2 separate regions of the Homo sapiens genome follow, and region 1 is linked to region 2. A link is a loop called in an ENCODE intact Hi-C map of the cell type or tissue named here. Cell type or tissue: IMR-90. All regions are shown on one strand.

Region 1 (8,000 bases), 530 kb after region 2:
CAGAATTTCAACCATTTGTAGGTTTTTTTTTTTAGCTAGCCTGGGAGCCTATGTGCATTTAAGCATTTTCTAAGGAATTCTCTGTTCTAGATTTCAAAGATGCTAATATATTCTTTTAGCATTCCCTAAATTTTCAACAATAAACTCACAGCTTTGCAGATTCTCATTCTGGTTCTTGGAGAGAATGTACGTCTTTACATATTTGCAGATTCATGTGTGAAACTTCAGATGAGCTTTCGGGAGCCTTGTGTTAATTAAAAAAGGGAAATCAATGGGCCTGTGAATCCACCTTTTCCTGGGGTTAAAATCCAAGAAGAAATTAAGACCAAGCTAAACAGAAAAACTACATGGGTGGGAGAAATATTTACCATGTATACACAACTCTCTCTCAAGCACACATAAAATACATTATTTTTTTATTGAAGAAAAAAGATATTAAAAAATCCAGTGACTGATTTTGCTTCTTGAACCAAATCAAATATTTTTTTGTCCGAGCTCTCATAACTGCAGTCTGCAGAGGTCACGGCCTCAACTTTCTCCTTCAGATGGTCTGCGAGTGGAATGTCCTTACCATTAAGGCTCCTTTTGTTTTCCTTGGGAGGGTTTTGCTTACACTGGCAAGCGGCTGAGACGAACCAAGGTTCTCTAGACTCTGTTTATTAGGTTTTTATCTTCTTATCAGAGTCTTCCTTCTTAAATCATGTCAGCATTTTACCACTCTTCAGGGATTCCTGGTGTTTTATTGTCTATGAACTGCTTGGGGGGTGGTCAGGGAGGGAGCTCGCCTAACAAATATAACATTTATAGAATAGTAGAACCAGAGAGGACGCCGCGCTCACTTATTATTCCCACACTCACCCGACGTTTCCTCTCCCCCTGCGGGTGAGGAGCCCCCGGGAAGCCCCTTGCCAGCTCAGCCCACGCTTATTTGTCAACGAAGTGACATGGCTTCTCTGTGGACAACCTGCTTTTCAGTTATTTTGAGTGGCTCTTTAAGCCCATATGTACTTGCTTAAGCCATTTTCAATCATCCAAAGAGACCATCGGGTGAGTGGGCGATTGCTTTGAACTTGAGAACATTATTGGGTTTCATTCGCAGATGTAATCTGGATGTAGGGGGTCCGTTTCTATACCTGCTTTTCCTACCACATCGGATTCAGACTTTAAAATAGCCTCATGCCAAAGTGTCCAAACTTCGTAGTCTAAGCACAAGGTTCGGAGGGAAGGTGAGAAAAATTGCCTAGCTTTAGCTAAGGCAGGGTTTTTATGGGGCAGTGGAGGGAGGTGGCCAGAAACCAGGAAGACAAGAGGAATGCTCACTGCTGGGAAAGTGAGTCATCTCTTTTCCCTTTCATTGCTACCCACATGACTCATCATAGTATTATATTTTTAACCATAGGCTGATTATGTCTAGTCACATGTGTTTAAAACAAGTTCTAAAAATAAGGTTAATTAGGAAAAAAACACCTTGTCAGAAAAAAAAAATCCACATCTTTTCATTGAGGTCATAAAGTGACTTTATTGTTATTAATACATATTGGTTTCAAAAGTGGTAAAAACCGTAAGACAATGGCAATAAAACAACTCCTAAAGAGGCATGAGGTTCTAAGGCAGTAGATTATGCTGATATGTGAATTCTTATAGATATAAATTAATTCTATGTATTAGGTTGGTGCAAAAGTAATTGTGGCTTCTGCCATAAGCTCATATAAGATGAGAGTTTGATCTACAAGGGGGGATTATAGTTATTAAAGAGCATTAAACTGCTTTCTAATGTTCATCTATCCTTTCAAAAAATATTTATTGAGTGCTTACCTGTGTGAGGCATTGTTTATCTTGGAATCCCCAGTCTACAGGGACATGGCAATAACTGCCTGGTGTACACACTGGTCTATGTACTCTTGTCTTAGTGCATTGTCCCGGAGAATATACAATTCTCTTTCTAGTGATGAGTAACTGTTTACTCCTACTCTTTGTTAAGACCTCAGGGTATGTATGTTCAGTATTCCATGGTAAGGAAGTCTGAATTCGATGGAGGATCACATGGGTTTCTTTTTTATTTTTTTCCCTCTAATGAATCTTGAATGACATTTCTTTTTCTTTAAGAGCATTTTCCCTACTTATTAAAGCAATAAGTTCTTGTGGAAAAGTGCTTAACATAACAGTTTCACGGCCAGCTTTCCCTTCCAGCTGATAACATCGCAGAGAAAGACGAACACAAGGCTTGGAAATTTGGGACTAAATGCTAACATGATTTTTTAGATAAAAATGAATAGTAATAAAAGAAGTTTGAAATTTTATCATGAAGACTTAAGTGCATTTTTCAAGTGAGTTTCTACTTAGCTTTTTTTTCCCCCTCAATTCCCTTATCGCTGCAACTCAAATTTGAGGGACTTATCGTCTTCACTAATCCATCACTTGAGCTTCATTTTCATGATTTTCTGTGACTTGAGTACTCCAACTATTTAGGGTTCCCCATACTGCCTCAGCATCAACATAATTTCACCTTCATAATTGATTGATTGTACCTTTCACAGAGAAAAATATGAATAAAGGCCTGGATTTTACTAGAATGTAAAAGATAATTGCTAATATAATAAAACACTTGGTAGGACTACTGCTCTCATGAAGTTTAACCTTCCAAGGCTTTCTAAACTTAGTAAAATTATATTAGTCATCTCCTTGTTGTTACTATTATAATAATTTCTTAAAGATACGATGGTTGACTCAGGGTTATTCATTTTTTCATCATTCATTCAGCTAGCATTTATTTATTAGCTGCTGTCTTCCAGACTTAGTGTCAGGTATTAAAAGGAAGAAGAACTAAACGTAATACTTATTTTTGTTATGAGCTCCTACTTGAGTTTCTTAAAGTTTGATTAGCATGTAAAGAAATATTTACAATACAGTAGATAAGAGCTATATGGCATCACAATGGGGAGAGCCATGGATATTTCGAAGACCCAGTCAAGTGGAAAGTTAGGTTCCAAAGAAAAAGTAGGAATTTAGGGGAGGAGTTCATATTTCAGGCAGAGAAGTGTTAGGCTTGGGCATAAGGAAAAGAATGTGCAGGAATTGCCCTGGGGAAGGCACAATTTCCCAGTAGCTGGCAGGTATTGGAGGAAGTGATTGAGGGGATATTAAGGGTTAGGATACCGTTTAGTAATGAAGGTCCCCTGTGCCCTGCAAGGAGATTTGTGAGGTTCACCCCATCCCTCTGCATCCACCCCAGTGAAATCAATTTTCAGACTCTATGTGGTCAATTAGCCTTATTAATTACAAACATTTTACTACTTTTTGAGTTTAGCCAGGCACATGATCACATCCATTTTATCTGTTACTATTTTGTTAAGCCATTGCTTTTTATCTAGGTTATAAGAATAAGACAGTGAAAACTACCCTTCTATAATACAACCAAGTGCAGCAGTCCCCGTTTATCCACAATTTTGTTTTCCGCAGTTTCACTTACCTGTGGTCAATGGGGGTCTGAAAATAGGACATCACTACCTGTGTGCTTTGGGGCCATTATTAAGTCAAAGAAAGGTTAATTGAACACAAGCACGGCAACAACAGGACAGTCAATCTGATAACAGAGATGGCTACTAAGTGAGTCATGGGCAGACAGTGCAGACAGCCGGGATCTGCTTCTCCAAGAAATGATTCATGTCCCACGTGCGACGGAGCAAGATGGCCCAAGATTTCATCACACTACTCAGAATGTGGCACAATTTAGAATTTATGAATTGTTTATTTCTGAAATTGCTCATTTACGTCACAATGCCTATAGCTATGCATCCCTTTATCTCATGACATAGACATTTTATATTTCACATCATCACAAAGAAAAGGGTGAGTACAGTACAGCAAGATATTTTGAGAAAGAGAGAGAGACCACATCCATATACCTTTTATTACGTCATATTATTGTCATTGTTCTATTTTACTATTATTGCTGTTAATTTCTTATTGTGCCTAATTTATAAATCACACTTTATTATAGGCATGCATGTATAGGAAAAAATATAGTGTATATAGGATAGTGTATATATGTAGATAGTGTGTAACTATCTATAGTTACAGGCATCCACTGAGAGTCTTGGAATTTATATGTATCTCTATATTATAGATATATAGATATATATAAATATACATATATAGATATATGTATAACTTTATATTAAACAAATAATATAATATATAACATTACGTATTTATTGTTATGTATGTAATATATAATGTTCTATTATGTATTATATACATTATACATAATGTATATAATATAATATATATAACTCATATCACCACAAAATGAAGTGTGTTTAAGGTTTTCCAGCCTATGATAATAGTACTTGTCCCAATTAAAAATAAGATTTAATATTTTAGCTGGCATAAAAGTAGACTTGAAGACAGAGGCAAATTTAAGACTCAGAAAACAATGCAGAATACAGAGCACTGAGGAGATGGAACTCGATGAAAAAAGCTTCAGGTGTGATCATCCAGATTCTAATTTGGATACTAAAATATCGGGTAGATTTCACCCGTGACTGAAAGTCACAGAAATGCTCCGATGACATGAAATTTTTCACATGCGCTACAAATGTGGCTAACCAAAGTATTATGATTCTATGTGAGAATAAAAAAATTAAATGTATAGACAACTAGAATTATTTTTCGATTATAGGACAAAGAGTCAACTGTTCTTGTAGATACTAAATTCACAGGGAAACTTAAGCTTATTTTGTTTCTCAAGGTGAACAACTTAGAAATCTTCTAAGCTGCAACTCTCTCTCTCTAATATATATATATATATATGAGATATATATGTGTGAATATATATAAACCAATAAGCATTGACACACTGTCAAATGTACTTTTGTGACTTTTCTCTTAAAATACTCAAACAACCATATCTTTCTCTATTTCCTGCACAGGTGATTTTGCAAACTTGGTTAAATGACACTTCTCAAAAATAAAATCTATTTGGAGAGAAAACTTTATGAAAAGGCAAATGTAGCAGCTAGTTCATTGCATCAGATCTACTGCAGTTCAAATGAAAATGTGAAGAAATTCCTCGTGAAGAATCATGTCAAAAGTTTACATTTGAACTAGTTTCCAAGAGATCATATGCTTTAACTCCAAGTTAAATGATGTATGGGCCATATCTCATCTTTTTCCTCCTCCCCTACTTCAACCTTTTCCCCAGTAATACCACATCTCCCATACTCACTCCTTCACGCAAACACATAACACACACATACCACCACTTCACATTCCTTCTCTCACACACATCACTCCACACACACACATACACCAGCACACACACATTCCATTCATTCACAATCATATATACACAAATAGACAAACACTACTCCACACTCACATACACATACACAGACACACACACACACCATGCTTTCAGATGTGCAAACACAAACACACACCTTTTGGACCTACTATTTATTATATTATGCATCCCTGTAGGATTATGGCTTGGCTATCTCAAGTGTTTAGAGTTTTATTTTATTTTTATTTTTATTTTTTATTTATTTAGAGACAGAGTCTCACTCTGTCACCTAGGCTGAAGTACAGTTGTGTGATCATTGCTCACTGCAGCTTGAAACTCCTGGGCTCAAGCAATCCTCTTGACTCAGCCTACCAAGTAGCTGGGACTACAACACCCAGCTAACAGTGTTTGGAATTGAAAGTGTGCAGAGCAGAGAATCATGAGACAAAAAGAGAAAAGTTAAAGAATAAAATTATTGACAATAGGTGCCCATCAAATTCTCATTCCTTCCTCCATGCTTGACAATTTCACATAGGCCTGCAAAGATTGGTTCTTACTTAAGAGTATATCAGAGAGATTCATGTCAAAGGCCCCCTTACCCCAACCTTGAGATTAAAGAAAATGCTATCTGCTGATGAAAGAAGACACATGAAGTATGGATCATGTAGAAACCAGTTTAATTTCAGCCTCTTCACAAAATAGCAGATTGGAATTTTCCTAGGAAGAGTTTGTATTTGTTTTGTTTTGTTACATTTTGTTTTCTAATTATAGACTTAAAAAACAAAACTTAGAGACTAAAGGAGATAGACGGCTAGCATGAATGTAAACTAACAACTACTTTTTATATAGAGCAAATGGACAACATATATCAGAAGCCTTTATAATATAAAGCCCACTGATTTAGTAATTCAGATATGTAAAATGCCGACCAAGGAAATTATCCTAAGTAAAGAAATAAAGTTTTGTGTCTGATGCCCTCATAGTGATCAATATTATATTGTTTACAGTGGCAAAAACTTGGATATAAGAAAATATCAACAACAGGGAAATGATTAGTAAATAATGAAGCATCCTCATAGTGGAACGATAAATAGCCATTAAACTCTGTCAGATTTTTTCTAGTAACAAAGAAAATGCATATAATAAAATTCAAAGTGTATGGCCAAATTTAAAATACTGTATACAGACTGATCTCAATGATGAGACAAAGGCAAAATAAATAAATAATAAAAGATTGAAACCAAAATACCAGTGGAAGTCATCTGTAGGCAATATGATTGTGGATGTTTTCTTTTATACTTTTAAGTACTTCCCAAATTTTACACAATAAAAATGAATTAAATAAACTGTATTCTAGAAACACAATGGGATTGATTAGCTCTATTTATTCAGCTACATTGGTTTCCATTTTCCCAGTGGTTTTATTATCTAAATTACATTATGAATAGTGTGAAACGCTTAGAGACAACACGCGTGCTTTTGATATGCTGAAAACATATTTCTTAGAAAAGCCGAGATGTTAGGAGAAAGTACATCAAATGCAACTTCAAACTTGTAAAATCTAGCTTAATACCAGTTTCTCATAGCTGGCATCTAGTTCCTAGAAAATGTGGGATGTTTCTATTACTGTTTGCAAGTTTTGAATGTTCTGAAATATTACCAAAGTTATACCAAAAATTCTAACAGTAGAAACAAACTATTACATTTACTTTTGTATCAAATGCAAAGTATGCATATGGAATGGATTAATCATTAATCACTTCTTCATTTACAAATCACTAGAGCTAATAAAATTATTTATAAATCACTAAGGCTAATAAAATTATTTTCTTTTTAGGATGAGGGAGACAAATATTAATTAAGGGCTTACTGTTCCAGAATGTGTTAGAGGTGCTTTAAATTCAGAGGTTATAACCCAGAGGTAAAGAGCTCATCCCCTGTCAATTACACAAAGCTGGGTTTAGTTCTCAGCTCAAGTACACAGTGTGACCCTGGGCAAATAATGTATCAGGTGCCGAATTCCTTATTTACAAAACTGGTATGGCAATGGCAGTGATTTCATTTGAGCCAAAGACAGAAGAAGCCATTTGTGCAAAGCCTCCCCAGAAACACAGCCTAGGGCCCATTCCTGTGAGTCATCCAGGGAGGCTAGAGGTTAGGGTACAGGTGGAAACAGAAGAGGCAGCAGGTGACGTTAGGCAGGAGGGCACCGGATTGAATGCCACTAGGTTTCGATTTTATCCTGAGGGCACTAGGGCACCATTGACTGGATGAAGTGAGAGGGATATGCTTTGTAAGCATTTCTGGAATTATAGTGCGGGGTGCTGAAAACTACTCTGCTTAAATGGCCAAGAACACATGTATCTTTGTTGTAGGTCACAATTGTATAGCATGACATGTTATAAGAGGTACAGAAAGTCTTTAGGGCAGCCTTTTTGATCTCCTGGGTATTGGGGAAATAAGGAAGGGTCCTATCCCTGGCTTCATGTTTTCCTGTGGATGGAGGGCCCGTGGCAAAGCTATCTAGTCCTTTCCTCCACTCCCTCCTCCCCAAGGGTGGAGCTGACTTACCTGATGAATGATGAGCCTGGCAGGGGGAACCAAGCCTACCTGGCTCAGCTGCTTCCTGATCAACCACTCCTGAAAAGGACTTACATTCTCTTGACCTTGCAGTTGACTTAGCAGAGAAGGCCTCGTCCTGACCAGGAAATCCCTG
Region 2 (8,000 bases):
GATATGCATTTAGGATTATTAAGTTTTCTTGATGAATTGATTCATTTACCACTATGAAATTTCTCTATCTCCAATAATACTCTTTGTCTTGAAGTCTTTTTTTTCTGCTATTGATATATTAATAGCTAAATTATGTTTCTTGAAACTATTGATGGAAGAGAGTATCTTTTATTTGCACTTTTAGTTCCCACCAGCCTGTATTTATATATTTCAAGTATGTTTCTTGTAAGCAGAAAGTAGGTGATCTTGCTTTAAAAAAATAAATTCAGTCTGACAATCTTTGCCCTTTAAGTGGAATAATTTGTCCATTTGCATTTAATATAGTAACTAATACAGTTTTTTATCTCACCCTTCTTTGTCTTCTTTCATTCCATTTGGTATTCGTTCTTCGGTTTGTCCCTTCCTGCCTTCTTTGTGTAGGTTCTATAATTTTTAATATTCTATTTTAGCTCCTATGTTTACTTTTTAGCTATTTTTCCCTTTTTAATATTTTTTCTAGCAATCATAATAATTAGCTGTAAGTTATGGTCTACATTTGAAGCACATTATGCTACTTCATATACAGTGTCAATATGTTACTACAGTACCATTTGGTCTGGCTTTAGTTTTAAACATATTTTTCTAGGATGTTATATACAAATTCAATAGCGCGGCAGAACATAACTTTTATTTTGGGTCGTGGAACTGTTGAGAAACAGAGGAAGGCTCTGGGTCTCCAGTTATACATATACACAGAAAGAACTTTGCATGTAACTTCAGGAGATTTATATCCACCTGGAGGCCAGTTTGTGGACTCTTTGTATAGGACAAAGTCTGTTTTTTTCAGCTAGCATTAGTATGGAATCTGAAGCAGAAACTTATTGATAGAACTTGAAAAATAAACCAAAATAATAGAAATGCCCGAGGATGAGGGCTAAAAAAGGTTTGGGGTCAGAGGAAAGAGAAAGAAAAATATAAATTAAGAATTACTCCAAAATTACTTTACTAAGGTATCTTTATAGCACCTAATTATCATCCTGTTACCATGGGCCATACATGATGCTAACATTTGACCAGGTACTTAAAAAAGTTATTGTAGGCCAGGGGCAGTGGCTCATGCCTGTAATCCCAGCATTTTGAGAGGCCTAGGCGGGCAGATCACCTGAGGTCAGGAGTTCGAGACCAGCCTGGCCAACATGATGAAATCCTGTCTCTACTGAAAATACAAAAATTAGCCAGGTGTGGTGGCACACACCTGTAATACCAGCTACTTGGGAGGCTGAGACAGGAGAATCGCTTGGACCCGGGAGGCGGAGGTTGCAGCGAGCTGAGATTGTACCACTGCACTCCAGCCTGGGCAACAAAGAGTGAAACTCTGTCTCAAATAAAAAAGTTATCATACAATCTCTTAACAACCATGAGTTTTTGAGCTTATATGCATTTATAACATACAAGATAGTTGTTTTTAGAATTTAAAAGTTGAACAAACTGTCTTCCAGATAGTTGATCTCACTTGTTCACAATTAAACAACACATACATAGATCAAGGATTCATATTGCCCTCTTCCTAATTCTGAGCTATCAGTCTTTCCAATTCTCCAGGTGGTCAGAAGAATTTTCTATCACCTTGTTGCCTAAAAATACATATTTTCATTCAGAGTAAATAGATTATAATGCTACAAGTATAATTCAGGGAACCTTTGGTGTCGTAAAATTGGTGGAATTATTCCTCTTAAAGCAGGACTGGAAATGTGTTTCAGCGTAAGCTGGTTTCCAGGACTTATTTCCTATCCTGAGCACTTGGTACCCTGAGAACACCCAAGTAGCGTAAGTAAAGCAGTTGTTGATTGGGATGAAGACAAATGAACTCATCCTCCAGGTGAGGAGAGAGTTAATTGCTCTGCTTATGGGCACCATAAATTATTACTCAGTACAATTTCTGAAAACCTGTGGCCAAGGAAAGGGTGTCCATCTCATTGATAAAATTTGGCTTGTTCACCCAGAGACATGACATCTTGTTTATATGTATATATAACTGGGCACTGGGGTTAGGGTGTTTTCTACTGACTTACTAGATGGCCTTGAGAGAATGCTATACACCTTAAATTGTCTTCTTTGTTTAAACTGAATATAATACCTTCTCAAAAGGTAGCTAACATTTACAAAACAGCTAAAAATACTTCCTTAAAGGAGTTGTGATAGGACAGCCCGATTTGTTCACATACCACTGTTTCCAAAACATGTGCAGAGACTCAAGGAAGTTACCAAAACAATTAAGAATTGATTTAATTAACCTTTGTATCTTAGTATTGACCCAGCCTTTATAACAGCCTCTTAAACTCTGGAATACCCCAAGTCCAGAGTGTAGGCGTGTTTGCACACGCACACACGCACTCACACACATTCACACACACACCCAAACACATATACTCTCGCGCAGATACACCAACTGCAACAGCATTTTTAATTGAAAAGCATAAATTTGGAATGCTAAAACTATTAACGATTTGTTTTAATTAGGAACCCAGCTGCTTCCTGAGATTTTGCAGTCTGGGTTTCAGAACTTTTGCCATACTGAGAACGAGTCTCAAGTGGGTTGCTTTGGTCTTCCAGATCAGCATTTTTAAAAGACTTGTTGGAAGGGGGAGCTGCAAATGCTTCTGAGCTGTAAAATTACAGCTGCGTTTGTCCTTGGATGAGGTTGGGGCTGCTTTGTTATTGTAGCCAGCACCCTGCCCTTGACCTCTCACTTGGGCATGTTAAGTCTAGCAGGCTACCTGATCTTTGGATCATCTTGCCAAGTTGGCTTACAGATATGCAGCATCATGGATTTTGAGGTCCCTACTTATTCCACCATCAGTAGGGGGAGCTGTTACTTAATTGAAGTCTAAAGCGCCTCTCTCTTTTTCTTTAAATATTTGACAAGCTGAGAAGATAGTTCTTGAAAGTCAGTTAAGGGAAGTAGAGTCTGAGGAGCAGTAACATTTTTATGTGCCTCTTTTCTGATGTTCAGCTAATGCCAGCCATAGAACTTGTTATTTGGATAACATTAAATGGAGTATAACACATTCTGTTCATCAGTGAGCGTGGAAGCCATTCATTAGTCTATTCACTCACTCACTAATTTGCTCATTTATTCATTCAATCTTTCTTGATTGCCTACTATGTAAAATGCATGGTGCTATGAATGTGAAGATTACTAAAACACTGCTTCTGCCTTTCAGGAGTTTAGAGTCTAATGGATGGAACACAGAAGCAGGAAAAAAATTGCTGTAGAATATGATAAAGATTAATAGAGGTATGTACAAAGCACATTGGGGATAGAGGGAAGGGAGTCGGGAGATACTTTCTGTGGTACTGGGAATGCGTTTACCAAATATTAATATTTGTTAAATGAATATTGGTAAATGGTCAATAGATGGGTGAATGAATGGATGAAGAGAAAAAGGAGCTGACAGGAAAGTGAGCACAGGCAGTCTAGGAAAACCAGTTTGAAGAAAAGCTTAATGAAAGGGTATGTTAAAGTTGCAAAGCGTGAGAAGAGCAAGGTGCCATGGAAAGAGACTTAACAGGGTGCTGAGAGGTGAAGCTTGTGAGAGAAGGCAGCTGTTCATGAAAGGCTTTTTGTGCCATGCTAAGGAGCTTGGACTTGATGATCAAGAAGCTGCTGGACCAGGGGAGAGATAAAGGGAGAGCTATAGTTTAGAAATGTCATTTGGGCAATGATGTGAATGATGGTGTAGAAATGTAAGACTAGAGGTGGAACAGAAAAATACACTTGAAGGTATTTTTAATACAATGAAACTTTTCTAGGAGTCTGCAATAAAGACTGACAGATTGGAAAGATACTTAAAAAACAAATCAGCAGGACTTAGCAGGTTATTGAATGTGGGATGCTGGCAATTTTAAGGAAAAAATAGTGTTCACGGTACTCCTTTGTAAGTATAGACATGCCTCTGCAGAGAACCATTTTTCTGAAATTGATATATACAGATAAATTGCAATGGATAGCTTGCTAGCTATTTGGAGAAGTCACCTGGAAAAGTCATATTGCAATTTAAATATCATAACGATGGAGTATAAAGTTTGGACTGGACAGTATCAATATTTATATAAATTCAATTATGAATGGAATATTTTGAAATATTTTGTGATTTAAAATAGACAATTCATTCAAATGTATTTATCACCGAATTTATCAAGAAAATTTGTTCAACATCGATACAATAGGAAATAACTATAGAATGGATGTTGACAAATGACAACTCATGGAGCAAACCCAGTGCCCACACTTCCCCACCTGTTTTTGTAAATAAAAGTTTATAAATAAAGTTTTATTGGAATACAGCTATGCTCATTCATTTATATATTGTCCATGGCTGCTGTCATGCTACGATGGCAGGGGTGAGTAGTCATGAGAGAGACTGCAAGCAGTTCATTGGTTTGTGTAAGATAAGAGGTAGATCATGCATGCGTGCCCAGGAGCACTCAGTATAGAGTGTGGGGTGACCTAGTTAAAGGGTCACTGGAACCCATAGACATAAACCAAGACCCAGGCACCCCAAGAAGCAGCCACAGGAGGGCAGCAAAGTCACATGACATTAAAAATATCTATTTGAGAGCAATGGTGGCCAGCAGTGTGTAGATTACAAACCATTTGGTATTTCATGTGACAGCACCAAAGTCCAATAGAAATTTCTTTAGCATGAATGTATATGCTCAGTAGTCTCTTTTGGATCCAAATTAAGAAGTATTCAGAAATAAAATCTGCTTTTGGGAGAAGCCAAATTTTTTAAAACAAAAGAGACTTTTGATTAGGATAAAATGTGTCAGTGCAGGATACTGACACTTTTTACTTCATAGAGAACATCGATACAAATCCATTTAAATAAGCATTCCCATTTTAATTGACTTTTTCACAAGAAGAGCAAGATGAACACATTGCAGCACATAGTTCTTCCATGGAAAAATACAGCATCATTTAAAAAAAATGAACACTGAGAAATAGCATTTATTTATTTTTTTTCTGCTTTTTTTTCCACATTGATTTATTTTGTAGCCTACTTGGGCCAAACATTGCACTGGAGAAGAGGGATACAGAGAACAATGAAAAGAGAGTGACGAAGTTATTTTATAATTTTAAAACCACACCCACATCAAAAATAATAAACATCTCTGGAAAAAAGCACGACTTAAAATGTTAGTCTTGGTTTATTTTCTGTTTTCTTGCCTTGATTTTGGCCCTATATCAAGCCACTTCTCAATTTCAACATGTAGATAGCTTAAAATCTTTGGCTTGGGCTGGGCACGGTGGCTCACACCTGTAATCCCAGCACTTTGGGAGGCCAAGGTGGGTGGATCACAAAGTCAAGAGATAGAGACCATCCTGGCCAACATGGTGAAACCCCGTCTCTACTAAAAATACAAAAATTGTATGGGCATGGTGGCATGTGCCTGTAGTCCCAGCTACTTGGGAGGCTGAGGCAGGAGAATCCCTTGAACCCGGGAGACAGAGGTTGCAGTGAGCCGAGATCGCGCCACTGCACTCCAGCCTGGCGACAGAGTCTCGCTCTGTCAAAAAAAAAAAAAAAAAAAAAAAAAATCTTTGGCTTGGTGAACGGAAGTTCTTAATTTGAATATTTGAATATAGATTAATTTACCTAATTCTTCTGTTATGGTTTGTAAGTTTTGACAAGAATTTTTTAAATTAAGTGGGTTTAAAATATTAACAGTAATAATTTTTGGAAGCTGTATTAAATGTTTCACTACACTTCTAAGTCATCAGAATACTGGTATCTATTCGATAGATGAGCTAACAAATCGTCTCTTGAAAGTGATCTGGTTATCAGTGATCCTTACCTCATTGACTTTTGTCAACAGTAGATATTCCTTGTTTGCACATACTGCATCTGCAATAAATGGTTGCTAAAAATTATTTTTAAATCTCTTATATTTGGAGGACAAGTTAATAATTTACAACTCCTTAATTAGGATCTATTTTGACCAGGTCTTTCCAACTGAGGAAAAATATCAATTGTAGCAATTAAAAATGTAAAATTCTTATTCTTTGATTGTTTCAATAGTTAAAGCCTTAGACTTTGGGAATTAGAAAAAGTCTTTGGTAAAAATATCTAACTTGGAAAAGCTGTGGGTGTGTTGTATATGCGTGTGTGAGGTGTGTGTATCTCAGGTTTGGTGTAGCCATAGAAAGATGTGTATATGTATTTATAGCTCTTGTTTTTTGGCCATAATACATATAGTGTCTACAGTTAAAAATGTTCTGAAGAAAATAGCACATTTGAATGTTAGATACAACCTCCTTTCGCTTTAAACAATTTCTCCAGTTGAGCATGACTTTTTCGTGTTGAATCCTCTGAGATTCACTTACAGCATGTTTTGTCAGCCTGTCAAGAGTGAAGAACTCTTAATTTAGGCATGATCTCCCACTACATATTTGGATTCCCCAAACCGAGTCACATTTAGTAAAAGGATCCTGAAGCCTATACAAGCAGACAGAAACTTCAGTAAACAAGTAGAAGATCTAGCATTTTAGCTAGGCAGTCCTACATTTCAAAGAAACATGTTCCCAGCAGAAAACACATTATTTATATGGTGGTCTTGACAAAAAGTCAGTTTATCAACACATGGCACAATATATAATTTTCCTGATTTTCTGAAATCTTGATGTTTTCCAAAATTCAGTCTTCTGTTAGAGACGCACATTGAATTACAGTCATAGTTTCTCTGATTAAGAACAAAAACAAAACAAAAATCAGATGAAGAAGTGAAAAAAGAGAATGGAAAAGAAATAGGAAGATTATTTCTTAGGAATGTGTGCAAGTGTGGCACCCCATTCACAATCTAAATGTTTCTTAAGCCCCTTCAAATTAGAACATGGGTTAGAATAAAAGTGAATACTCTTGCCTTTGAGAGGTTTACATTTTAAATAATGAAGAGAGAGTAACATTTCATTGCATAGTGGTATATGGCATTTGGATTTTTAAAAAATGTTCCAGGTCTCTAAATCAGGAAAATGATATAGCTATTAGGGAAAGGGAGAGGCTTCTTTCCCTAGCAGCTGGTCATTATATGATATATGTATTTGCTTATATTGAAGATAAAGATACAATGTCAGTGTTTCTATATAACTGGAAGAATAAAACCACATCCCCAAAGGCTGGAACACCAAAAGGACCTTATTTAACAAATAGGCCCTTAATTCAAAAGCTTTAGCTTTCTTGTTGTAGTGTTGTTCAGGGAATGACTAAGAAGAGTCACACAGATTTTAAAGATAAAGTTTAGTAACATTTAGTTAAACTGAAAAGAAAATTCCTTTTAGAATTTTGGTTGGAATTAGATTGCAGTTATTTAATAAATAGGAATACTGAAAAGTTTAAAATTTTTTCTTTTTAGACAAGGTCAAGCTATTTCTTCCCATTTATTCATGTTTTATTTTGTGCTCCTTAAAAGAGGCGTAAGGTTTTCTTAATTTTAGGTTTATTTCCAATTATTTATTTTTGTTGTTGCTATTATTGATTTCTGTCTTAAACTGTCTGCTTGTTTGCGTAAATTTCATTAAAAATACATTTAAGAATAAAGATATTTTTAAAAAGAAAATATAGTAAAGCTTGACTAACTTTAGCATATAGTAAAATATTTCATACAGGTACAATAATTAAACCAATTTGGTTGTGGGACTAAAGAATACACAGATCAAAAGAATAGAATAGAGAGTCCAGAAATGAATCTAACTGCATATGGGAATTTAGTAATTTATAAAACTAGCATTTCAAATTAGTGAAAGGAAATGTGTTTCCCCTTAAAATGCATTGGATCAACTCAATTGCCATTTGGGAAAAATAATAAAGGTAGATCTCCACCTTACCTCCTAAACCACACAACAAAGCTAAATAAATAAAAGATTCAAAAGTTGAAACCTTAAAATGAAGAAAATTTTATTAGATTTTATTATAAATTAAAAGATAATGCTTTCCTAAGCATGACACATGTGCATGAAAGGA

The links. Peaks named below come from ENCODE experiments on the same cell type or tissue, not always from the same donor. Only the 100,000 strongest peaks of a DNase experiment are listed, where the experiment ranks them.
Region 1: it touches region 2 in a loop (3-fold over the local background); 2 of 110 quality-filtered maps call a loop at or near these places.

Annotation. Positions count from the first base shown.
Region 1 is chr15:95,556,404-95,564,403 of GRCh38, forward strand. It overlaps LOC105370995 (a long non-coding RNA gene), which reads left to right and starts at 7,964. Exons shown (of 2, transcript XR_932653.1): 1 at 7,964-8,000. RefSeq lists an enhancer at 1,197-1,491. In IMR-90, no CTCF peak of the experiment used is centred here; DNase peaks (open chromatin) are centred at 1,328 and 3,668; H3K27ac peaks cover 1,659 bases.
Region 2 is chr15:95,021,782-95,029,781 of GRCh38, forward strand. It overlaps LOC105370991 (a long non-coding RNA gene), which reads left to right. Exons shown (of 12, transcript XR_002957693.2): 3 at 3,204-3,277. Among named protein-coding and RNA genes, the nearest start is that of LETR1, 300 kb to the right of the region's middle. In IMR-90, CTCF peaks have their summits at 2,834 (motif pointing right) and 4,556 (motif pointing right); DNase peaks (open chromatin) are centred at 2,850 and 4,580; H3K27me3 peaks cover 168 bases.